Linked DNA regions of Mus musculus: region 1 is linked to region 2. Evidence: chromatin loops called from intact Hi-C (ENCODE). Cell type or tissue: gastrocnemius. All regions are shown on one strand. Links, peaks and the distances in the headings refer to the core of each region. The heading gives the core; the rest is flanking DNA.

The links. A loop is a pair of places that touch in the nucleus more often than their neighbours do. Peaks named below come from ENCODE experiments on the same cell type or tissue, not always from the same donor. Only the 100,000 strongest peaks of a DNase experiment are listed, where the experiment ranks them.
Region 1: a loop joins it to region 2, with 3.0 times the contacts of the local background. A loop is called at or near these places in 3 of 42 quality-filtered maps.

What each region holds. Positions count from the first base shown.
Region 1 is chr7:24,108,983-24,117,317 of GRCm38, forward strand. Zfp112 (zinc finger protein 112) reads left to right here and starts at 3,338. Exons shown (of 5, transcript NM_021307.2): 1 at 3,338-3,454. In gastrocnemius, for the core only: no CTCF peak of the experiment used is centred there; DNase peaks (open chromatin) are centred at 3,362, 3,667 and 4,249; H3K4me3 peaks cover 1,908 bases; H3K27ac peaks cover 1,867 bases.
Region 2 is chr7:24,312,151-24,320,485 of GRCm38, forward strand. It overlaps Zfp94 (zinc finger protein 94), which reads right to left and starts at 4,516. Exons shown (of 6, transcript NM_001199321.1): 1 at 4,369-4,516; 2 at 2,200-2,261; 3 at 232-345. It also overlaps the pseudogene Gm44513. In gastrocnemius, for the core only: no CTCF peak of the experiment used is centred there; DNase peaks (open chromatin) are centred at 3,754 and 4,570; H3K4me3 peaks cover 1,547 bases; H3K27ac peaks cover 1,284 bases.

The sequences.
Region 1 (8,335 bases), core at 130-8,129, 200 kb before region 2:
CTTCTGCCTTCTGAGTGTTGGGATTAAAGGCTTGTTACCACCCTGCTAGAACGATCATTCTTTAAAGGAGACTGAAAATTGAGATGAAGGGCCAGGGAAGATTCCTTTGAAACAATTTCAAAACCTTGAAATCAGAGTTCTGATCTGTAATTTGTCTGGCTTTACATTCATTTGTATGAACATGGTTTCTGCAAGACATAGTCTACCTAGTGAAAACCATGCCCTGTAACTTAGACGTGAATTCCCCGAAGTAGGGGAAAGAAGCTGAGAGTACTACCTGCTAAAGGTACGAGATGACTCTAGAGAAGTGGTTCTCAACCTGTGAGTCGTGACCTCCATCAGGGGAGGGGAGTTACCTCTGACTATTGGAAAACACATTTATGACTCATAATAGTGAAGTTATAAAGTAGCAATGAAAATGGTTTACCCCAATCTATTTTTCTAACTGCTGGCCTGGCTATGTCCCCAGTAGTATACCACAAATACTTGCTGTTTCTCCTGACCATGTGCTCATGATCCATCTCCTTTCCTTCTCACCCCTCCTCCCCATCCCACCCGTGTCCACTCTTTATCTCTCCTTTGCAACCTCCAACCAGGTAACTGAGAATCCACCTACCTCTCATCCCTCCAGTAGTTGGCTGTGCCATTTCTATTTAACCAATAGTTTTAAATTAGGGAACAAGGCTTGCACAACAAAAGCTGGTAAACGTGAGGACTCACTCATAAGCAACCAGACCTTCAGGTACAGAATTTAGTATTACAATTCATAGCAACAGACCAAACCTCAACAGTTGGGAGGTCACCAGAAAAAGAACATGAGGGGTTGTATTAGAAAAGTTGAGAACCACTGCCTTAAAGAGCCCTCTGACAGAATTTAGTATACCTGGCAGTGAGGGACATTCTGAACTGGGCTGTGTCCAGAAGCAGGATCATTCTGAATTCAGATAAGAAAACAGCAAAGGTTCTCCACACTTTGACTTTGTTGAAGGCTTGAAAGTCTGGGATAAAATAGACTTTGCTGCCCACCCCACTAATTTATAGATACAAAACCAGCGTTAGAAAGAAGAACTTATGTTGGGTTGGTTTGTCTGGGTTTTGGTCATTCTTTGATTCAGAATCTCCCTGTAGCCATGGGTGGTTTGGAACTCACCATGTAGATCAGGTTGGATTTGAACTCACAGAGGTCTGCCTGACTCAGCCTTCCAAGTGCTGGGCTTAAAAGTGTGTACCCCGCCGGGTGGTGGTGGCACACACCTTTAATCCCAGCACTTGGGAAGCAGAAGCAGGCAGATTTCTGAGTTCGAGGCCAGCCTGATCTACAGAGTGAGTTCCAGGACAGCCAAGGCTATACAGAGAAACCCTGTCTCGAGAAAAAAAAAAAAAAAAAGTGTGTGTGCCCCCCAACATCTGCTTAAGTGTATGAATTTCAGTGGTCACTTGAAATCTTGAAGGAACCATGCTGGTATAAATTAATATGAAGTGGAAATGGCTACAAGTTAGACCTCTGAATACGTCAAGGTTTGGTTGAGCAAAGGAAATTGTTTAGTAAATGCTGAAAATGGTTGTTTGGCAGTGGAATTGATGAAAGTTTAAAGACTTTGGAGGATCTAAGTGACTGTGGGTATATGCCCATGTGCATCTGGTTTTGGCTATTTAGCCTTGTTAAATGTATAAATAACCCATATGTCTTGCCACAGTTACTAGGTAATAGTTGATGGGTCCCAAGAGTTATACTATAAAATAGATTACTGATTAAGCAAATGGTTGAGTAATTTCTATCATTTGCTAAATAGCTTTATTTTGAACTGGTGAGATGGCTCAGCAGCTAAGGATGTTTGCTTTCAGTCCTGACCATCTGATTTTGATCCCCATGACCCACATGGTGGGAGAGAAAGAACTGACTTTTGCAAGCTGCCCTCTGTCTTCCACATACATGCAAATTCATACACATAAATCCTTTTTGAAAATCCAAACTTAGGTTGTTGATGGGCTCACTCTGCTGTTAAAAGCACGCACCACTTTTGTAGAGGACCCGGCACCCACGTCAGTTGGCTAACGGGTTTGTAAAGTCAAGTTATGGGGGAGGGAGGTGGGAAACAGACGTCCTCTTCTAGTTTTCTTGGGCACTACACGCAATGGTGCATATACATGTGCCCAAGCACACATGTGCACACACGCACACATACATTAAATATTTAAAATTATTAATTCAGTTCCTTTGTACTTGATTTACCTTTTTCTGCATTCCTGCTTCCATGCTTTTTATAGAATTGCTTCTTGAACTGGGTGGGGATTAGTTACGTTGAGTTTGTCCTAGTGTCACGTTTGAAAAGCTTTTCTTTTCCAAGATTTTTATAAAGACAGTGGAGGTTGGAGAGCTGAAGGTGAATAGTGATAATCAGCAGAATTAAATAAGGGGAATCCCATCCCATAATCAGCCTCCAAACCCTGACACCATTGCATAAACTAGCAAGATTTTGCTGAAAGGACCCTAATATAGCTGTCTCTTGTGAGACTATGCCGGGGCCTAGCAAACACAGAAGTGGATGCTCACAATCAGCTATTGGATGGATCACAGGGCTCCCAATGGAGGAGCTAGAGAAAGTAGCCAAGGAGCTAAAGGGATCTGCAACCCTATAGGTGGAACAACATTATGAACTACCCAGTACCCCGGAGCTCTTGACTCTAGCTGCATATGTATCAAAAGATGGCCTAGTCGGCCATCACTGGAAAGAGAGGCCCATTGGACATGCAAACTTTATATGCCCCAGTACAGGGGAACTCCAGGGCCAAAAAGGGGGAGTGGGTGAGTAGGGGAGTGGGGGGAGGGGGACTTTTGGGATAGCATTGGAAATGTAAATGAGGAAAATGCCTAATAAAAAATATAAAAAATAATAATAATAATAATAAGGGGAATCCCTAAACTCAGGACTATGCAAATGATCTGGAAGGGAGGTCCGCTGGGGTTAAGGCAGGCCCTGCAGATCCCGTGAACTGTAGACCCAAGCAGTCCCTGACGTGCTCTGGGGAAAGCGCTGTTTATCCCAATCTTCCACAGAAAGCAGGGAAAGCATCGTGGTTCGAAGATTTTTGGCTTAGGGTATGCCAAGGACTTTCAAAAGTCTGAAGTCCGGTTTCCTTACTCCATGGCACTTCCGCTCGGGGAAGGCAAGGACTCTGAAAATTCTGGGAAATGTAGTTCATGACCCTCCCATCCCCGGGATGATAAGATAACTTCCGCTGCAGGTGGGGGGGGGGGGCTGAGAGGCCATCCTTCCGGTTGGGAAATGTAGTTTGGGAATCCTCAGTGTGCAAGATCCTCTGCAGGAGACTGCAGGAGACTGTTCTCCCCGCAACCTTCGGGAATTCTGGGAAGTGTAGTCCTGGCTGCCTATGCGGGAAGAGTCACTTCCGCCCCAGGTGTGTGAGGCCTTGTTCCGTTCCTTTCAGAAAGGTGAGCCCTCCCCTTTACTGACCCCTCCCGAGTGTGAGCGATCCTTTTCAGGTTGCCCTGGGTGATAGCCACCAGGCTTGTATCCTGGGTAAGGAAGTCTGCCTCGGAAAGGTAGAACGTGAACTTACTTTGGAAGAGCATGCCCGAGTGTGCTGCGATTGCACACACTGACTCAGGCCTGGCCCGGGGCTGTCAGTCACCTGGATGGAGGGTCTCCTGGGCGATGGGCACCCCCAGCCGCCTCCCTAGCTCTGGTCACGATGCCATCTCCCAGCAGTGGAGTTCAGACTCTCCATCTCTGCCTCCATGCTTTCCACCACGCCTTGGTACCTATCCAAGAGTGATCTAGAGTTTCCTGCAAGGCTCAAAACTGCTGACGCGCGGTAGGAAATGGGACATTTACTATCGGTGCTTTCCAATTTCAGAGAAGCTGGACGCTTTAGTGACCCACGGATGGTCTCAGAGCTCCTGCTGTAGGGTCTCTGGACCCAGCCTGTCCCCATTATCAAAGTCCTTAATGACTTGTTTTGTTTTTGTTGAGACAATCGTTCCCAGCTTTGTGTGCAGTGTCCACTGTGCCTTACGGGGGCCGGGAGAGGTGTTAGCTGAAGTCCGGTTTCTCCGAGCAAGTTGTCTTCTTAATCCTTTATATAAAAAGTGCTGCAGGGGAAAGAGGCATCAGAGAACGTGGTAGTGGTGCAGTCGTTTGAATGAGAAATGACCCCGTAGGGTCCAACCTTTGGATGCCAGGTCCACAGTTTAGAGGGCGGGGTGCTGTTTCTGGAGGTTTGGCTGGTGTGGCCTTGCTGGAGAAATACGTCATGGGGCGGGGTCAGCCTCCAAGGTGTTTGCTCGCTATGCTTGAGTTTCAGAAGGGAGCTCTCAGCTTCTTGCTCCTGTTGACAAGTCTGCCACCTGCCATGCTGTCCCTACTATTATGGAACTGAAAGCCAAAATAAACGCTTTCTTCCACACCTTATTCATGGTGTTTGATCACAGCAACAAAAAGTAACTAATACACAGGGGTAGACCTTAGCATCCTTCTGTCAATCTGTCTGTTCTGAGGAGTGAGGCTCTCTTTACTCATTAGCAGATCCACTTATGAAGTTACCCTAATATTTTTTAATTAATTCTGGACGGGATAGAGAAATGCTTGGACATAAAGAATAAGTATGAAATATAAACATTTAAAACTAAATGCTGTACGGGTTCTATCCAAATTAATAAATATAACTCTTAAAAGAGCTTTATTGGATGTGGAGTCATCATTATTTTTATCACTTCTATTTAAGGAAAAAAATAAAATTTGTTTTTTAGAACATAGGTTAAAAATTTACTGATTGTACCAAAAAATATAAAATTATTATCATTATATCCTGTGTTCCTAGGTAATTATATTTCTTTATAGTCTACTTATTTTCTTAATCGTATACGCTACAGTTACTTCTACAATCATATTTGCAGATAACACTACAGAATCATTTTTTACAATCGTATTTGCACTAGCCATACTGAAATGGCTCAGCCTGCAAAGGCACTTGCCACCAAGCCTGACGTCCTGAATTTGATCCTTAGGACTCATATGGTGGAAGAAGAGAATTGTTGTAGATACACACACCCACAAATAAATAGATTTAAAAAAAAAAAAAAAACAGTGGAATTGGGAATGGAGAGGTGATTAACAATCAGCATTGTTTCTGCTTGCAGAGGCCCCAGGTTCGAGTCCCAGAACCCACAGGTGACTCGTAGCTACCTGTAACTCCAGTTCCCAGGGAGCTAGACAAGCAGGCAGATACTTAAAAGTAAATAAAAATTAATATATATAGTGCACTGTTGAAGTCCTCAACCTGTATATTAAAACAAAACAAACAAACAAACAAAACAAACAACAACAACAAAACCCAAACATGTGCCTGGCCCTAGGTTCAATCCCCAGTCCTGTGTGAAAGAAAAAGCATAAAATGTATATCTTTCTTAGGTAGAGATTTTATTATCTATAGCAGAGCACATACACCACCACCACCACCCCCAAAAAAAAAGACTTCTGGATTTCACAAGCAGTATTAAAATGGTGATAGTAAACATGCCGGGGGCCCTAGAAACGGCTCCAGGTAAAGGAGCCTGCTGCCAAGCCTGCTGCCCCGAGTTCAATCCCCAAGACCCACGTGGTGAAAGGAGGGAACCACCTCCCATACACATGCTGTATGTATGTGTGTAAGTGTGTATGTGGCCAGGTAGTAAGTAAATACAATTTAACTTTAGCTGAGTGGTAGTAGCACACACCTTTAATCCCAGCACTCAGGAGGCAGAGGCAGGTGGATCTCTGACTTCAAGGCCAGCCTGGTCTACAGGGAAAGTTTCAGGACAGCCAGGGCTACACAGAGAAACCCTGTCTTGAAAAAAAACAGAACAAAAAACTTCTTTCAGTTTTAACAAACTAAAACACTGTGAAAAGTAAGACATGTTTGTTGCAATGCAAGATCAACAGCTAAGCAGAAACAGAAATTCTGGAGCTAGAGTAAGAAGTTAAGAGATAAAATGAGGGCTGGACAGACGGCTCAGAGGTTAAGGAGCACTGACTGCTCTTCCGAAGGTCCTGAGTTCAATTCCCGGCAACCACATGGTGGCTCACAGCCATCCATAATGAAATCTGACACCCTCTTCTGGAGTGTCTGAAGACAGCTACAGTGTACTTACATATAATAAATAAATCTTTAAAAAAAGAGAGAGAGAGATAAAATGAAGGAAATAGTAAAAATAAATAAATAATAGATTCCCTTAGTGAAGCAGTCAAGAAATGAGAGAAATAAAGTCAGGGAGGACAAATGGAACAGGAATACAGTGGTGGCCTGGACCCCATCCACATCAGCAGTTACTGGATGCAACTGTTAGGATAATACTCTGATAAACAGCAGCCTAAAAGAGAAAAAGATGTATTTCAACTTAGAGTTCCAGGTTATAGTCCATCATTGTGGGGAAGTCAGGAACTTGAAGCAGCTGATCCATCACACACAGAATCAAGAGCAGAGAGAAATGTATGCCTGCATGCATGCATGCTTGCTTGCTTGCTTGCTTGTGTTCAGCTTAGTTTCTCTACATTTGTCCAGTTCAGAACCCCTTGCCTAGGGAGCGGTGCCTCTTACAGTGGCCTGGGTCTTCCCATATCAAGTAGTTAAGACAATTCCACATAGATAATGCCCATGTACTAAGACAGATGATTCATTGTTGAGATTATGTTTCCAGGTGATTCTAGTTGATAATTAAAGCCATCTATCACACTAATAAATCAAATACATAGGTTAAAAAGATTACAGGTTGGCACTAGTCGTGGTGGCATACACCTTTTATTTCCAGTACTTGGAATAGGCAGGCAGATCTCTGAATTACAAACCAGCTTGGTCTACATGGTGAGTTCTAGGCCAGCCATAGTGAGACTTTGTCTCAAAACTAAACAAAATAAAAACCAACCAACCAATATATCAGTATATATTGTATATTGTATTATATATGTGCATGTGTGTGTGTCTGTATTGCACACTCTGAAACCCGTTCACTCTTAACATGAGGCATCTATCTGCACACATGTGCTCCACTATGTCTTCCTGACAGTTCTCCATGACAGAGCTCAAATACAGCTTCTCTGCTCATAAGTCATTTGTATCCCCGTATTTCGTTATAGACAAAGAGAAGAACCAACACAAAGGCGGAACACAGAGTGGTTTTGTTAGTATAAGGCACAGGAGACTCCAAGACTGTTGTCACCTGTGGCTGCCATTGCACAGTTTGCCCTGTTAGACATGACAATCCCAAAAGCATAATCACAGAACATCACATGAAGGACAACGGACAGGCCAGAGGGATCTCAGCACTGTTCTCAGTGAACAGCGCACGAGTGCACTGAAAACAGTGCGGATACCATGGCCGTAACAATGCTGTTAACCACTAGATCCCATTCACACTTCTAGAACCTACCAAGAAACTACCAACTTTACATCTTCTTCAGGTTCATTGTTTGTGCTGGGCCAAATTTGCTGGTGTCTCTGATGCTGATCTCAGACCTGTCTCCCATTCAAGCTGCACATCTTAGGGCACAGGAACTGTACAGAGTTCCCATCATGCCTCTTGCCTGGTGCAGGGATGGGCAGAGAAAAATTAGCATCACCTGTTTGTCATGGGTGTGCCCTTCAACTCAAATATATTCAACCTCTTTGAAAATGGGTGTGACTGAAGCCCCCCTCTTGTCCCTGTCCCTGGGCAGTCTTGGTGGGATGCTAGAGAATGTAGCCTTTTTAGAAAGTAGAAAAGGTGATGTGTATGGATTTGTAATGACTAACCTAAATACATACACTGTTAAGAGACAAAGGCTGGTGTGTGCACTGTTAACTTGAGTGGTGACAAGCGTGGTTTTTATCAGTTGCTAACACGTTTGATGTTTATTATACACTATCTCTAACACTTTGTGCACATGCCCTGGTTCCTTCTTCCAAATCAGACTCGGTATTTTTGTGTGCATATTTGTGTAATGCATGCATATGTATTTTGGGGACAAAAACCCATGTAAGTGCAGCGACAGGAGCAAGAGGAGAACATCAGATGTCCTGCTCTATCACTGCTTAATTCTCTTGAGACAGTCTCTCACTGAACTTGGAGCAAGGCTAGTAGTGTCCAGCAAGCCCCAGCAGTCCTGCCTGCACCTCCCAGAGGCATACAGTCAGGGATGTCTTTTCACAGGGATGCTAAGGATTAGGTTTGGTTACTTATTCTTGGGCAGCAAGACCTCCTAACCACTGAGCTGCCCCCCCCCCCACCCACTCCCCTGCCACTTAGTTATGTGCCATGCTCCTCACACACAAGAAATGTGTCCTATGGTCAGAGTTCTCC
Region 2 (8,335 bases), core at 311-8,310:
ACCCGAGTAGCACATGCATGCTAGCACACTGCCCCACGAAGGTTCCTCACACATCCCTGCAAAGGAGAAGCTACTGTGTGGCCTCGGTCCCAACACCTAAGCTGCTGTGAGCATCCTTGGCTATAAAAAGGACAGAGATAGAACGTCGGTCCCAAGATTATGATGGGAAGCAAATGAGCATGCGCAGGCAACTCCCTCGGTGAGGTACCTGGTGTTTTAGGGCATTCTTACCAACAAAGATGGCAGCTGTTGCACCCACGCGCAGGTGAAAGCAGAGGCAGGTGGGGTTCCTGAACCCAGCCTCACCCCAGAGCCAACATCCCAAGCCTTGTCTCTCTGCTGCTTCTAAAGACAAAAAGAGATGGACAGGAGTCACAGAGAGAAGCGGGCACTGGTGAAAGGGGTGAGAGGCAGATATAGGAGCGGAGAAAGGTCAGAGTTAAAGGAAACACTTGGAGGAAACCTACACTGGGTACCGGGCCCCAGCACTCTGAGGAAACCTACACTGGGTACCGGGCCCCAGCACTCTGAGGAAACCTACACTGGGTACCAGGGCCCAGCACTCTGAGGAAACCTACACTGGGTACCAGGGCCCAGCACTCTTATCTGAAGGCATCAAGACAAGTCACTGTCCCAAACCAGCCATCACCTTGACTACAGACGGACAGACCATCACCCCCCTAAGATAGGAAGTTAGCTCTGATAAGAGAAGGGCCACCCTCTAACTAATCAGGCGTCCCCCTAGGCAATGCCAGCAATTAACTATGTATCAAGCCACTTTTATGGATCTGGGTCAAAAAAAGGACAGGGAGACCCAGCAAGGTTGCTGTGTTATGCACACATTTGCTCCAATGCTTCTCCTATTCATTATGTCTATTTAGAATGTGCACGCAGGACATGGGGGGGGGGGGAGGTCTCCTGCAGCAGGAGCTGGCTCCTCTCACCACGTCCATTCTGGGGGTGGAACACAGGCCATCAAGCCCAGCAGCAAGGACCCTACATCTCCCGCATCCTGCAGGCCCGCTCCCCTATTTAAACCTAAAGTTCTGGTCAGTACCACAGAGTCGGAGCGGGAGCTCACTGGACCCCTTCCTTTGTAAGTCCCAATGCAGCCACTGTAGTTCCATCACCTTTCTCTTAGCCATGTCTTGTCTCTGGTCGGATTAGGATAGGTGACCGAGCCAAAGCTACTAGGGTTCCCTAAGGACTCTGGCTCTAAAACTCTGATTACAATTCCAGGCGGTTCTGTGCCTTAGTGAGAATATATCCAAGAGTTATATGGATCTGGGCTGTACAAGTTCCAACCCAACCTTTAAACATTGACTTATCTACCCTGACTCAAGCTCTTCATTGTAGAGGGGGAAAAAAAAAACAGTTGTTTTTAAAAAGGTCTTAGACCTTGAAGAAATCACTGAAGGAAAAAGTGATTGCTTTTTGTTACCTATAAGAGTTGTTTTTCGCCGGGCAGTGGTAGCACACGCCTTTAATCCCAGCACTTGGGAGGCAGAGGCAGATGGATCTCAGAGTTAGAGGTTAGCCTGGTCTACAGAATGAGTTCCAGGACAGCCAGGGCTACACAGAGAAACCCTGTCTCAAAAACAAACAAACAGAACAAAACAAACAAACAAAACTGAGTTGTTTTTCTGAAGGAACTTTACAGCTTTTGTACGACTTTGGTCACAGGACAGTCCTGGCAACCCGGGAGCATCTTGCATTACTGAGTTTTGCAAACAGTGCACAGTAAGGACTGAGACCGCCGGGGTGAGGAGCCCCTTCAGGAAACACGGAGAGCAGATCCAGCAATTGGTGTGAGGAACTTATTTTACTCTAAAAGTAACTGTGTGTGACAGTCAATAAATAAATACGCCTCTGCGTGGCTGTCTGACGTTCAGTCGTCAGGGGCTGGACCTCCCTGCTGCCACCGGCGAGGCCTTATCTCGTCCTGGAGTGACCCTCTTTCTTTGATTGTCCCTCATGACCCTGACACCAAGACTTCATCATTAAAATAAGAAAAACATGCTAGACGTGGTGACATACATCTTTAATCCCATCATCGGGACTGACATGAAGGAGAGAAGAGTGACTCCCTGAGTTTGAAGCCAGCCTGGTCCACAGAGGGAATTCCAGGACAGCCAGGGCTACATGGGGAGACTCCACCTCAAAACAACAACAACAACAACAATGCCAGGCCACACTCACCAGGAGCCTTGCTGAAGGAGTCAGGACCTCACCTTCCACTCAGTCCTTGTTGAGAGATCAGGCTGTGGAAGGAGAGAAGCCATGAAATAGGAAGGCCATTCCTGACAAAGCAGTTGAACTGTCCCCTCCTGCCCACCAAGCTGGAGACAATCTTCTCCTTCCTAAAAGGTGTCCAGGGCTAACCATTATTGGTGGGGACAGAAAGAAGGTCCGGAGGGACCTCCTGCTGCCCCCAGTGAGAGGCTGGACAGCTGGAAAGATATTAGTACTCACAAGAAGAGATTATGATCTCCTGAAAAGAATGGTCCAAAGCTTTCGTGTCTGCTCTAACAGAGAAGACCCAAAAGCTAATGAGAGGGCCAAGTGTGGAGGCCCAGGCCTTTAACCCAGAATTCAGGAGGCAGAGGCTGGAGGATCTCTGTGGGTTTGAAGCCAGCCTGATTAACAGCAAATTTTAGGACAGCCAGGGTTACACGGAAAAACTATCTCAGGGGGAAATAAAAACAAAAGGTAAAGAGCCCACGTGATAATAGATCTCCAGGGAGAGGTACTTGTCACCAAGTGATGGCCTGAGTTCAGTCTCTAGGACTGACTCTTCCTGAGAGGTCTCCTCCATCCTGCACATGCTCAGTGTTGCATGTGAGTATGCACGCGTGTACACACACACAAATTGTCATTGTGAAAACAAATTATTAAAGAAAAGCAGGAGAACCTGAATTTGAATCCCAGCACTCATGTACAAAGCATTCAGAAGCATATATGTATCAACACATGCATGTAATGGTACACATATATGACCCATACAAAAAGTCTTAGAAAGAAAAAGCGAGAATAAAACAGACTTGTATTTTAAAAGGCTACGCCTTAACAGGAGGAAATACACTTGGCTTGATGCACCTAGATATGCTTGGTCAACAGACCACCACTTCCTCCTTCCTCCCCTGAATCTGTAATGGGGGTAGGGTTAGAGGTAAGGGGCTACACTTGATCAAACCATCTTTTTTTTCCTTTTTTGTTTTTTGGGTTTTTTTGGCTTTTTGTTTTGTTTTGTTTTTCAAGACAGGGTTTCTCTGTGCAGCCCTGGCTGTCCTGGAACTCACTCTGTAGACCAGGCTGGCCTCGAACTCAGAAATCCATCTGCCTCTGCCTCCCAAGTGCTGGGATTACAGGTGTGTGCCACCACTGCCCGGCTGATCAAACCATCTTGGGAGCATGCTGAGCAGGGAGCTGTGTTGTTTGGACCATCAGCTTTCAGGCTATGACTAGTTTTGAATTTTATGCGGCAACAGTCTTGATCTGAGTTACTCTATCTTGGATAAAAGTGCCAAGAAGAAATCCATGTCTTGTTTACACAGTCATAGCCAGGCGACTCAATTGTGCTATTAAAAGATATCGACTAGCCTTTAGTCCCAGCACTCAGGTAGATCTCTGTGAGTTCAAAGCCAGCCTGGTAACATAAAACATAAGCGCACCAACCATATCACGTTACTTCTTCACCAAGGGACCGGTATGTGGCAGGCACACTGCTCAGTAGCCTGGTCACATGCCAGGAGCCAAGTCCAGTTCCAATGATCCATCCTGTGATAATAAACTCACGAGTGTGTATAACTGTGTGCCAGGTGACTCGTGGTCTGAAATTTATCATTAGCTATGTTAAGCTTGGAATAAAAGAACCTGTGATTAATGGCCAACCACCAGGAGAAATCGAGATTCCTTGGCAAATTGCAGCCAACGAAACTGACACAGCTTATGACTTTCTTGTCGTTCAGCAAAATCTGACATCGTGGAAAGCCATAGACGTGTCCGTTTATCCTTCTACATGACAGGCTCTCGACAAATCTCCACCCATCCCGATTCTCTGCAGTGTAGGTGTGAGTCCTAGAACCTTCAGGGCAGGGTGACACTAGCTACATCAATGCCTCAAACAACACTATCAACATGGCCCTCGCACCCCAATTCCAGACAGCAGTGAAGGAAGGTGTGAGGGCTCACACCTGTCATCGCAACACACCGGATGCTGAGGCAGGAGGCTGACTGAGCCACGCGCTGAGACCCTATCAGTGCGATGATATCTGTGGGATGGAGGGAGGCTCATTGGGCGCCCTGCGCTTCCCTTTCGCCAGCCTGGAGCCGACTCCCCTACGGCCGCCCGCCGCCAACCCTGCAAACCTCCAGATCCAGGCATCAGTCGAGGAAGGTGTGGGAGAGAGGAGACTCAAGGGAGGACAAGGGGAGCGGATGCTAACAGAAACCACCTGGGAAACACTTCCCAGAATGCTTCGCATCAGCCCGCACAACAGAAGCACGCGCAATGCTCCGAGAATTTGAACTACGCTTCCCAGAATGCTCGGCGTCCGCCGGCCTTCACAGACGCACGCGCAATGCGCAGAGACCCTGGACGACACTTCCCAGAAATCTCCGCGTCAGCTCTCCCGGGTGCCTGCGTGTTTGTGGAACAGTTGAACTACATTTCCGGTAGTGAATGCGGAGAGGCGGATCTTACACTCGTTTCTCCTAGTATATAGCCTCTCTGGAGTGTGTGTGTGTGCGCCACGCAGGTACTTCCCTAGCCCTCTGCGGAACTTTTTATTTAATCTGCGAGACACTGGTGCGCACTGTACAATCCATACTGAATTTACGATGGTCCTCCTGCCTCAGTCTTGCACACTCTCAAATGCTGGGCTAACGTGTGTGCCATGACACCATGCTGCCTCTGAACTTGACACGTCCCACGTGGAAAATTTTTCACCCTGGAAAATTAAGAGTCCTTACCTCATAGGCGGTAATTTGGCCCTACCGTTGTCCTTATATACCTGAGTATATAATATATACTTCTGTGTTTCTCAAAGAAACCAAAATTCTCTCTACACATCACAGCCACACAATCCACTTAACCTCCTGCTAGGCTGCTTCTTCAATGTAACCACAGGTACATTGATAATTCATACTCTCCTCCCTGCCCCTCCAGTTTTCTCCCCACTTCCTTCTATCTTCCACATCAATCTAGATCAATCCACAGGAGAAACAAGTTTTGGTTTGCTTGGTTTTTTTTGTTTGTTTGTTTGTTTGTTTTGTTTTGTTTTGTTTATTTTTCAGAGATTTATTTCTTTTTTTATTTATGTGAGTACAAATAAAGTACAATTAAAAAAAAAGCTAGCTTCAGACACACACTAGAAGAGGGCATCCGATCCCATTACAGATGGTTGTGAGCCACCATGTGGTTGCTGGGAATTGAACTCAGGACCTCTGGCAGTCAGTGCTCTTAACTGCTGAACCATCTCTCAGCCCTGTCTGTCTGTCTGTCTGTCTGTCTGTCTGTTTGTTTGTTTGTTTGTTTGTTTGTTTTTAATTATCCCAAAGGACCACTAGCAAAAGTTTTTTTCATCCAAACAAAATCTCGGCGTATGTGTGTGGCACAGCGGAGATGCTGTAACAGGTATACATAGTAGCAAGGAAAAAGACTAGTTTTTACATGATATGATTGTTGTGACAATTTTGGAGTTTTGGTTTCTTTGAAAAACAGAAATACTATAGGAATGTTTTGATTTTAGCCCCAGGTGAGGAATATGAGGCTGCTTCAGACGGTCCACAGCAGCTGGGATTTGCCTCCTGCTCTAGCAGAGGCGTGATTTTGCCAGCTGCAGGTGGTTTCTGTGCGTGTGTGATGTTTAGAATTCGGGGGACTTTTCAGAGAGGGGTGGGTGTAGGTTGGCTTTTGGTGGCTGTTCAGTGGGGTTGTTGGCAGTTTGTTAGCTGTTGGTCTTTGACTGCTGTTGGTCAAAGTTTGTTAAGTGGTCCTGTGCAAAGAAGAAACAGCAAGACGAATGGCAGAGATCAAAGTTGCCCCCAAGAAATGTGATGCCCTTAATCAGCAGGAAGTAGTCTATCAATAACATCACCCCCTTTCTGACCCCCCCCACCTTATTTAGGGATCACTTTCCTCTCCTTTTTCCTCTCTTATCTAGTGTTACAGGGTTGCAAGGGTGGAGAAGGCTGGAAGAAAGAACCCACAGAGTAGTAGCAAAAGACAGCCGGGGTGCCCCCACAGGCTCATCAGGGAAACTCAGAGTTTTCTGGCAGGACCAGTTCCTGGCTTTAAAGCAGAACCCAATAAGAGCAGCACCTGTTATTTTCATGTGGCCACTTCAGGGGAGCCCCAGGATTGCAATTTTGAGGGAGTGACTTTTAGGCATAACTATCCCTTCCAGACACGTACCCAACAGCAGCACCTAAAGCGCCAATCTTCATCCTCCTAGTTGGAGTCGGGGAGACTATGTTTGGATATTTTGAAAGATAAGCGGGCCCTGGCACTACAGATGTGCAGTTCTGCAGTCAATCCAGGCTTTCTTAAGGACTACTAATCCAGGTGATCCCTTAGCAAATGACATAGCCGAGCCTTGGAAGGAGCCACAAAGCCCAAGCCATAGAAACAGCGAGAGCAAGGACTAGGTTATATGCTATGAATAATATTTAACTTGATCAGACCATCAAGTGTACATCACTTTTGTTCTGCAAAACTTCTTCCTTTTGTTGTTTACATTGACACAGTCTTAGAAACATTACAGATTAAAAGCCCAGGAGCCTTCATCTTTGGTGATTACATGCACTTTAGCAAATCTGTCTTGTCCTGGTGCACTGCTGCAAAGCATGAGCAGAGAGGCTGGAAGTAGCATCCGGGTTCCTGTGAGATGCTGAGAGCAGTGACTCTGCTTGGACTCGTTTCCCCATCGTAGTTTAAGTGCAAGGCACTGAGAAGAAAGGAAGTAGGTTCGCTGCCAGGGCTATGCATGTTTTTACTTTATTTGAGGCGGGGAGGTAATTTTATCTGTTCTGTTGGCTCCTTCCTCCTTTCCCCCCTCCCTCCTCTTAGGAGATCTAATCGCAGTGATTAAACACAGCTAACCAGCTTGTTTAGACTATGTTCTGTAGGCAAGTCTAACTTTAGACACTGTAGATGGACAAGCCTGATTGACTTTTGTGCATGATGGCACACCGAAGTCCTGTCCACAACACAGGTTCTGCACGCAAAATTATTCAGATATTTTCTGTAGGGTTGGGAAATGTACATAGACACCTAATTCATATGCCTTGTAAGCTTCTAGAATACTTCCAAGGACATTTTAACAGAAAACCAAACAGAGCTGGAGAGATGGTTCAGCGGTTAAGAGCACTGACTGCTCTGCCAGAGGTCCTGAATTCAATTCCCAGCAACCACATGGTGGCTCACAACCATCTGTAATGGGATCCGATGCACTCTTCGAGTGTGTGTCTGAAGACAGCTGGAGTGTACTCATATAAATAAAAAAAATAAATCTCTAAATAATAAAATTTTTTAAAAAAACAAGCAAAACAAAACTTGTCCCTCCTGTGGATTGATCTAGATTGATGTGGAAGATCTAGAAGGAAGTGGGGAGAAAAAGTGGAGGGGCAGGGAGGAGGAGAGTATAAATTATCAATGTACCTGTGGTTTTGAAGAAGCCCAGCAGGAGGGCTAAAGTGGTTGGATTGTGTGGCTGTGATGTGTAGAGAGAATTTTGGTTTCTTTGAGAAACACAGAAGTATATATTATATACTCAGGTATATAAGGAAAAAGGTAGGTCCAAATTACCGCCTATGAGGTAAGGACTCTTAATTTTCCAGGGTAGAAAATTTGTGGTGAACTTGAAGAACTGAATTTTGACTGGAATGTTTACTGACTTCCTCATCTTCACAATGCACATCATCTAGTTTCAGCAGAAAGCCCGTTTCTCCAGTGTTTACCATGCAGGCTTGAGCCTTGGTTCACTCCCTGCTAACCTGCTGCCAGATTTGTGAGCAGAAAAGCGCCTCATGTGACAGGTGCCTCAATCCCACTTCCTCAAGAGACTCCATCTCCTCAGGATTCTTGTCTCCTAGAAGCACAAAGAGAATTCAGAGAGAGAGAGGTAGGGCGTGTGAATGCTCTGTTGGCTGATGTTGGAGCTATACAGTTAAGACCACACCCTAAGGCTTCACTGAACCAGAGAATGAATGGCTCCCTTCCTTTAACACTGAGTATCCTGTCATCTCACTGACAAACCCAGAAGCCAAGCTCAGCGCTGCAAGCTCCCATACTTACATTAATGAGAGCAGTTTTGAGTTCTTCTACAAAGCATCA